2 separate regions of the Homo sapiens genome follow, and region 1 is linked to region 2. A link is a loop called in an ENCODE intact Hi-C map of the cell type or tissue named here. Cell type or tissue: B cell. All regions are shown on one strand. Each heading gives the region's core, and the rest is flanking DNA. Links, peaks and the distances in the headings are about the cores only. Region 1 has its middle 14 kb from the start of FCRL5. Region 2 has its middle 26 kb from the start of FCRL3.

What was found. A loop is a pair of places that touch in the nucleus more often than their neighbours do. Peaks named below come from ENCODE experiments on the same cell type or tissue, not always from the same donor. Only the 100,000 strongest peaks of a DNase experiment are listed, where the experiment ranks them.
Region 1: a loop joins it to region 2, with 8 times the contacts of the local background. A loop is called at or near these places in 1 of 110 quality-filtered maps.

Annotation. Positions count from the first base shown.
Region 1 is chr1:157,564,651-157,569,052 of GRCh38, forward strand. No RefSeq gene overlaps it. Among named protein-coding and RNA genes, the nearest start is that of FCRL5, 14 kb to the left of the region's middle. In B cell, for the core only: no CTCF peak of the experiment used is centred there; DNase peaks (open chromatin) are centred at 1,991, 2,539 and 3,113; H3K4me3 peaks cover 1,312 bases; H3K27ac peaks cover 2,531 bases.
Region 2 is chr1:157,724,741-157,729,142 of GRCh38, forward strand. It overlaps the pseudogene VDAC1P9. Among named protein-coding and RNA genes, the nearest start is that of FCRL3, 26 kb to the left of the region's middle. In B cell, for the core only: no CTCF peak of the experiment used is centred there; DNase peaks (open chromatin) are centred at 661, 1,770 and 2,261; H3K4me3 peaks cover 2,632 bases; H3K27ac peaks cover 3,800 bases.

The DNA.
Region 1 (4,402 bases), core at 186-4,185, 160 kb before region 2:
TCAGCTGTCTCAATACAGCATTGGCCTTGTTTATTCAGACGCTGATCCTTGGCAATGGAGAAAGCTTGTTATATGGAAAGAACATAGGTTTTGGGCTGGGCATGTTGGCCCATGCCTGTAATCCTAGCACTTTGGGAGGTTGAGGTGGGTGGATTGCCTGAGCCCAGGAGTTCAAGATCAGCCTGGGCAATATGGCAAAAACCCATCCCTACAAAAAGTAAAAAAATAAAAAATTAGCCAGGTGTGGTGGCATGTGCCTGTAGTTCCAGCTACTTGGGAGGCTGAGCTGGGAGGATCTCTTGAGCTCAGGAAGTGGAAGTTGCAGTGAGCCGATATTGTGCCACTGCACTCCAGCCTGGGTGACAGAGTGAGACCCCGTCTCAAAAATAAATACATAAATAATAAATACGAGTATAGGTTTTGGAATTGGACAGACGTGAAACTGAATCTTAGCTCTGTCACTGTCTGTGTGACTGGGAAAATTTTTGCAAAATTCTGACCCCAGTTTTTTCGTTTATAAAGCAGGTGTTGGTTATACTTGCCTTATAGTTGTCGTCAGGATTAAATGAGATGTTTGTAAAGTATATTACAAGCACATAGCAGAAGCTGCATAAATAGCAGTTATAAAGTGTATCAGCCTACCACCCTGAACTCTTGCCTTAGTTCTTCTTTCCAGTCACACAATTACTATTTCATCAAGGCTGTTCTTAGTCCAGGGCTTTCAGGCTCAGTAGCCTCCTAAGCCCAGCACAGTCATGGTCAGAAATTCCAATGACAGGTTGAAATAGTTGCAAATAATTTATTAAAAGAGAGTAAGAACTTGTTTGGGGCCTGTTTAATTCTAGAAGATCAATTCCCTATTGGAGAGCCCTCCTACCAGCCTCTTGTGACTTGATGAAAATATCCAACCACAGGTGGCTTCCTTGGATATGTCCGGTGTGGTCACACAGGGCCCAGCACTCAGAAGGGCCCTGAGCTTGGTTTAATGCTTTGTTGTTGCCATCTTGAAACTTGTAATAGTTCTATCTTCGAACTTGTGTTTGGTACATGAAGTCTAATTGGATAAGAGTCTGTGCATGAGCTGAGGAGATACTTGCAATATGCATGTCCACATTTGCAATATCACATGATCCCAGTATTTCTAGTGTACCCACAATGAGTGGGACTTCAGTGAGATGCAAAGCAAGTACAAGGTAAGTGTATGACATCAATGACCGACAACCCTAAGAAGACATCACTTTCCATTTGATCCAGATCTTGCTTCTCATATAGAAAGAAGGCAGTGGTGTTTCTAAGAAACAAACAGCCAAGGAACTCTATCTATTGTATCTTTCTTATGTTACGTCCCTATATTAGCTAATCACTTTCATTGAAAGGATTCATCCCATTCCATTCAAAGAATGAAAGGGAAAGATAGGGCAACCTGGAGTTGTTTTACCTTTCACTCCTTCCATTCTCATCAATAAACCAAAGGTAGAAAGTGTTGTTAGAATGTGCACATATCAAGAAATAAAATAAAAAGAATTGTGTATTTTTTTGAATTATGTAGCATTTCCACTGTTCCGATAAGAACAAAATGCCTGCGTGTATAAGCTACGAAGTAAGTATTGTCTAATTTTAATAATCCTGCATACTACTTAAATGCTTTTATAGTGCAAAATATAAAGATGAACAGTAAAAATTCACACTGATAATTTAAAATGTCATTTTTTTTCTTCTTTTAGAATGACATTAAATAGCAAATAAAAAGCATCTCATGACAAGTTAAGGGAGAGACCATGGAATAAAGGAAAAAGTGCCTTTAATGGCACCTTTTTTCTTGCTTTTTGAACAAGGGCCTTGCATTTTCTTTTTGCGCTCAGCCCCACAAATCATGTAGCCAGTTTTGCATGTAACTCTGTTCTCTTTTCTGCAGTCCCTGGGCAACTGCCAGGGGATGACTTTGGCTTTTTTAAGAGATAATAGAATAGATGTGTTCTCAGAGAAGGAAGGCCCTATGCAGATGAACTTCCTTCCTTTTGTAATGAAAAACCTCATTATTAAACCAGAAAATAGAAGCCAACTGGTTTGAGGCTTTCCCCTTGTCCCCTCAGCTTATGTAAATACTTGAGGTGTTATTTTTCCATGGCTCTGGGAAGTCCGATGACCCAACATACTTTTGCATAAACATAAATGATATATTTATCTTGAGGTTCCTCTTTCTGCAAGTTTAGAACTAACATTTGGGTGGGGGCTGTGGGTTTCTTTTTTTTTTTTTTGAGATGGAGTCTCACTCCGTCGCCCAGTCCAGAGTGCAGTGGCACAATCTGGGCTCACTGCAAGCTCTGCCTCCTGGGTTCAAGCCATTCTCCTACCCCAGCCTCCTGAGTAGCTGGGACTACAGGTGCCTGCCACCACGCCAGCTAATTTTTTGTATTTTTAGTAGAGATGGGGTTTCACCATGTTAGCCAGAATTGTCTCGATCTCCTGACCTCGTGATCCGCGCACCTTGGCCTCCCAAAGTGCTGAGATTACAAGCATGAGCCACCGCGCCTAGCCTGGGTGGGGGCTGTTTTTAAATCTTATCTCAAGTTCATGTCGGCTTTGGAGATTTCATTAAACACGACAAGCGAGAATTTGGGATGAAGCTGATGTGCACTGAAAGCTGATGGTGTGCACACGGGAATCATAGATTATATGGCACTGGTCACAGAGATTACATAGGTCAACTTTCCACCTTGACTCAAGAATAAAGGCAAGAAATTGTCAAAGGCAATTTTTTGTTTTTAGTTAAGACACAAAGTGATATTCTGGGAGAAAGAAAGCCAATATGAGTCTCAAAGTTTCTAGAAATTGTTTTGGGAAAAGATTTGGAAAATTAAATCATGGGGCATAAAATGCAATATTAATAGAAAAAGAATGAAACTTCAATATGACCAAGGAGCTTTTAGATTATGCTGCAGTCTCTCTCCACAGCACATCATTCCCCTGGTTGTCCAAGCCAAATTCCTGGGAGTCAGCCTAGACTGTCTCCTTCACCTCCAGTCAATCACTACTTTTACTGTTTCCTACAAAACAAATTTTGCACCCCTCTGCTCTAGCACATCTGTTGCTCTGGCCCTCTTTTTCTAACCTACGTGATAGTCACAGCAACCAACCACCCTCCCTACCACCAGCCAGTCTCTCCTACCCTAAAGTGATTTTTTTACACAACCACCAGGAGAATCTATCTGAAGCACAAACCTGGATATGTTGCTTGATTAAGCACTTCAGTGGCTTTCAGTTGTTATAAGATGAAGCTCCTGATTATGGCACCAAGGCCTGCTAGGGTCTCACCCTCTCTGGACTGACATGATTTTCCAGTAAAGAGAATTTTATTCTGCAAATATACTAAATTGCTTGTAATTTCTTGAACACATGTTATTGTCTTATGCCTCTGCACATTTTCTATCAGTCTAAAGTCATTTTCTTCATTCCCCAGCACATCCTCTCTGTGTCTAATTTTCCAACTCCATCTCCTTTTGCTCTTCTTTCTGTTCCCTCTTGCCTTCTCAAACTTCCTCCTCTTCCTGAGAGGTACTATTTATTAAATGCTTACTATGTAATTATGCTGTGCTTAAGATTTCACACATTTAAGTGAGCCGAGATCACGCCACTGCACTCCAGCCTGGGTGACAGAGCAAGACTCTGTCTCAAAAAAAAAAAAAAAAAAGATTTCACGCATTTAATCCTCACGATAAGTTTATAGGTTCAAGTTTATTATATTTTACTGTTATTCCCATTATTTAAGTATTAAAAATGGGTTGGAGAGTTTGAGTGACTTAACAAAGCCTACTAATTCTTACCTGAATTTGAACTCAGCTTTTCATGACTCCACATGTCACTGTCTTAATATCTGTGTGCTTATCCTCCAGTAAAATTTCCCTGAATGTTTCCCTTTGCCAAGTATGGCAGTTACTTTCCAGGATGATAAGCAGATCTGTATCCTCTGCTTCTTGGGCCATAGCTAGACTATTTTCCCACCCCTTGAGATAGGCAAGGAACTGTGATTGAATTCTGGCAGATGAAATGTGGGAAGGATGAATGCATGCCACTTTCAGGAATGGCCTCTAGAGTCTCCTGGATCATCTGCCACACACTCCCTCTTTTTGCAGAGAATTTGGAAGCCCTGAATATGGTGGTACGATGAGATGTAAGGAGCCTAGGATCCTGAATGACCATGTGGAGCAGCAGAGCCTTGCCCTTCACCCTGGGAACAAGTGATGGGATGTTTTGTTTTAGAGAGCTCCTAAGATTTCTAGGATCGTCAGTTAAAACTGCTAGTGTTACCTTCCCTAACACACAGACTTAGTGCCTATTAGTTCTAATGTTACTTTCATATTATATGGAAGTTATGTCTTTATGCATCTATCTCTTCCAGTAC
Region 2 (4,402 bases), core at 167-4,166:
CCATGTAAAAAGCTCATCTTCTCCAGTAACTCTGCACCTAATGTCTTGTCAGTGTTCCACTTCTCTGTAAATGTCAGGCCACATTTGATCCATCTGTTCTTGGTTTCCAGACTACCTGTCACTTTGATGGCCTCAGGATTGGCTGAGCCTGAGCTTGTAACATCCAGTCTATTCCCATATTTTGTTTTCAAATGAAGCTTTATTAATCCTAATCTATACCGCTTGGTGAAGACATCCCTGGTACATTTGTCAAGATCAGTGTACATGGGAGGGACAGCCATATTCTGCTCAGTGGCAGCCACAGGAGGCTCAACAGGGTAAGGGGGTGGATTTTCCTATGCTGCTTTGAAGGTCATTCTATTCTTGTTTCTGGTGGTAATTACTCACTTACTAAGATGAATAACAACATTCATTTACATGTCTTCAAAACAACTTCCTCCCCACTCTTCTATCACATTATCATTCTTGAGTTTAAATAATAGAATTTTATTTTACTTCTTCTTTCCATGTGTGTTTCTCATGGTTTAAAGAACAAAATTTTATTATTTTATTTATTCAAACTCATTTTCCCTATCTTGTGGCCTATTTCTGCATTTATTTTTCATCTTGCTGTAGCACTTCCTCTAAAAGTGTTTTTAGTGGTTTGCATGTGTGTGTGTGTGTGTGTGTGTGCATGTTCGTGTGTGTCTTAAGATTTTGAGGGCTGTAATACCAAAGAAAAAATCTTCATTCACCCTCGCAATTAAATAAAAGTCTAGATGGATATAAAATAACAAGTTTGCCTTTTTTCTTTGAACACTTTGAAAACATTTTCCATTGACTTCTTACATTTAATGTTATTGTTAAGAAGTCTTAGGCTATTCTCATTCCTGTGACTTATAGATAATGCTTTATGTTCTTTAGTATTTCAAAATTTTTCCTTGTTCATTGATATTCCCAAATTTTACTTTAATATTTAGGTTTTTAAAATCAATTCAGTTAGCAAATTATGATACTTTTCATTGTGAAATCTTTAGTCTTTCTCTGATTTTGTAAAATTTGGGGTTATTATTTTTTCCATAAGTTTTCTTCTCTTATTTGTACCTGTATGCAGTACATGAATCATACAGATACTGACACTTCCTATGCCATCATTCATATTTCTTAACTTGTATACTCTCCTTCTCTGTACCTCTTCTTGGTATTTTTAGGAGAGTTTTTCCTGGCCTTCCAGCTCACTATGTTTTTTTCTTTAGTATTATTCTGTATGCTAATCAATTCATCTGTCAGGTACTTATTTTGACAATTATAATTTTCATATTTATTATCTCTTGTTGGCTGTTATTTAACTTGTCATGAATTGGTGTGTTGAGAGAGTGTTGAGGATTAGTCTCGGGCAGAAAACCTCTAGAGCTCTAGCTGGACACAGTCATTCCCTAGTTGCCCACCCCACTGTGTATGGTGGTGAGACAGGAATTCTTGGGAGCAGTACATTTGTGCCTATTGCTATCTGCTTCCCACAGTGGCTGGGTTCTAATACCATCCTAGTAATTACTCCACTACCACTGGTTGGTAGAATAATTGCCCTGCTGGAATAGGAAATGAGCAGCTTGGAAAGATCTGGGGGAGAGAAAAGATCTCATTCAGAAAGCATTCTCTTACCTCTAATTTGCCTCTTCCTCTCTAAGCAGCTTCTGCTTCCCTGTGTTTGTTTCCTCATGTATTTATGACAATTTTACAGGTTTTTTGATAGGCAAAAGTTTGTCTCTTGTTTATTTGGTATTTCCAAGGTACAGTTTAATAGTAAGAGCCTGAAGCCATCTTGTCAACAAATGTAAGTTTGTTAATGCAAAAAAAGTGCAAGTAAAACAAAATAAATCTGTGGGCTGAAACAGGATTAGATGGCTTTTTTACTTTCATTTTTATTTTATTTTATTTTATTTCATTTTTTGAGATGGAGTCTCGCTCTGTCGCTGCAAGCTCTGCCTCCCCGGGTTTATGCCATTCTCCTGCCTCAGCCTCCAGAGTAGCTGGGACTACAGGCACCCCCCACCACACCTGGCTAATTTTTTTGTATTTTTAGTAGAGACGGGGTTTCACCGTGTTAGCCAAGATGGTCTTGATCTCCTGACCTCGTGATCTGCCTGCCGCGGCCTCCCAAAGTGCTGGGATTACAGGCTTGAGCCACCGCGCCCGGCCGATTAGAGGGCTTTAAAAGACCAGACAGTGTCTGCCCAACCAGAAAAACTGTGTATTTTCAGAGCAGGTGTATGTGAAAGCAGAACAATCAGGGCCTGAGGAAACCACCGAGCATTTGCATATCTGAGGGTTCTCAACCTCACATGTCTGAGACAGCATCTATATGCCTCCTGAGCTGGTCAGAAGGACAGTGTTACTGAAAATCTATGAGAAAGGACCAGCAGGGAAACATAGCAAATTGTCCACTGAATGAAGCTGCAAGCGAGAGAAGAATGAAAAGTGAGCACAGAGCAGTACATCATCTTTTTTCACTCTGTAATTCTGAGGGTTTTTTGGCACCCGTCCATACCCTACTTCCCTGCTTTTTTTCAAATTCCTTCTCCCATATTTAATATATCCCCAAAAGCCACACCTTTCCCAACAACACTATAACCCATGCTTTATTTTATGCTCACAAGGAACTTTCCAACATATGCCTTGCCCATTACCAAGAGCTCTTCATTTTTCACATGTTCAGCATCTCCAGTATTTATTACTTTCACTGCAGCTTCCACATCTTCAGGGCACTAGTATAATTTAAGACATAGAGTCTCAGGTTACAAAGTCAATGGCATAAATTCGTAGCACTGCTGTACACCAACAACAACCAAGCTGAGAATCAAATAAAAAATGGAATCCCTTTTATAATAGCTGTAAAAACAAACAAACAACAACAATAACAACAAACCCTAGTAATATACTTAACCAAGGAGGTGGAAGATTTCTGCAAGGAGAACTACAAAATACTACTGAAAGAAATCATAGATGGCACATATAGATGGAAACACATCCCATGCTCATGGATTGGAAGAATGGTTATTTTCACAATTTTGTGATTGCCCAAAGTCACCTACAGATTTCATGCAAATTATATCAAAATACCATCACCATTTTTCACAGACTTAAAAAAAATCTTAAAATTCATATGGAACAACAACAAAAAAAGCCCAAATAGCCGAAGCAATCCTAAGCAAAAAGAACAAACCTGGAGGTATTACAAGACTTGAATTTATACTACAAGGCTATAGTTACTAAAACAGCATGGGCACTGGTATAAAAGTAGGCATATCGTAACCAATGGAACAGAACAGAAAATCCAGAAATAAAGCCAAATGCTTACAACGAACTGATGTTCAACAAAACATACAAAAACATAAATTGGAGAGAGGACACCCTATTTAATAAATGGTGCTGGGAAAACTGGCTAGCCACGTGTAGAAGAATAAAACTGGATCCCTATCTCTCATCTCATACAAAAATCAACTTAGGATGAGTCAAAGACTTAATCTAAGACCTGAAACCATAAAAATTCTAGAAGATGACCTTGGAAAAACTCTTCTGGACATTGACCTAGGCAAAGAATTTATAACTAAGACCTCAAAAGCAAATGCAACAAAAACAAGGATAAATAAATGGGACCTAATTAAACTAAAAAAGCTTCTGCACAGCAAAAGCAATAATCATCAGAGCAAACAGACAACCCACAGACTGGGAGAAAATATTTGCAAACTATCCGTCTGACAAAGGACTAATATTTAGAACTACAAGGAACTCAGACAAATCAGCAAGAAAAAAAACTCATGAAAAAGTGAGCAAATGACATGTATAGACATTTCTCAAAAGAAGATATGCAAAAGGCCAACAAATATATGAAACAATGATCAACATCACTAATCATCAGGAAAATGCAAATTAAAACCACAATGAGATGCCACTTTACTTTTGCAAGAATGGCCATTATTAAAAAGTCAAAAAATAATAGATGTTGGCATGGATGTGGTGAAACGGGAACACTTACACACTGCTGGTGAGAATGTAAATTAGTACAACCTCTATGGAAAACAGTATGGAGATTTCTTAAAGAACTAAAAGTCCTATGTCAGGAAACAACAGGTGCTGGAGAGATGTGGAGAAATAGGAACAATTTTACACTGTTGGTGGGACTGTAAACTAGTTCAACCATTGTGGAAGTCGGTGTGGCGACTCCTCAGGGATCTAGAACTAGAAATACCATTTGACCCAGAAATCCCATTACTGGGTATACACCCAAAGGATTATAAATCATGCTGCTATAAAGACACATGCACAAGTATATTTATTGCGGCATTATTCACTATAGCAAAGACTTGGAACCAACCCAAATGTCCAACAATGATAGACTGGATTAAGAAAATGTGGCACATAT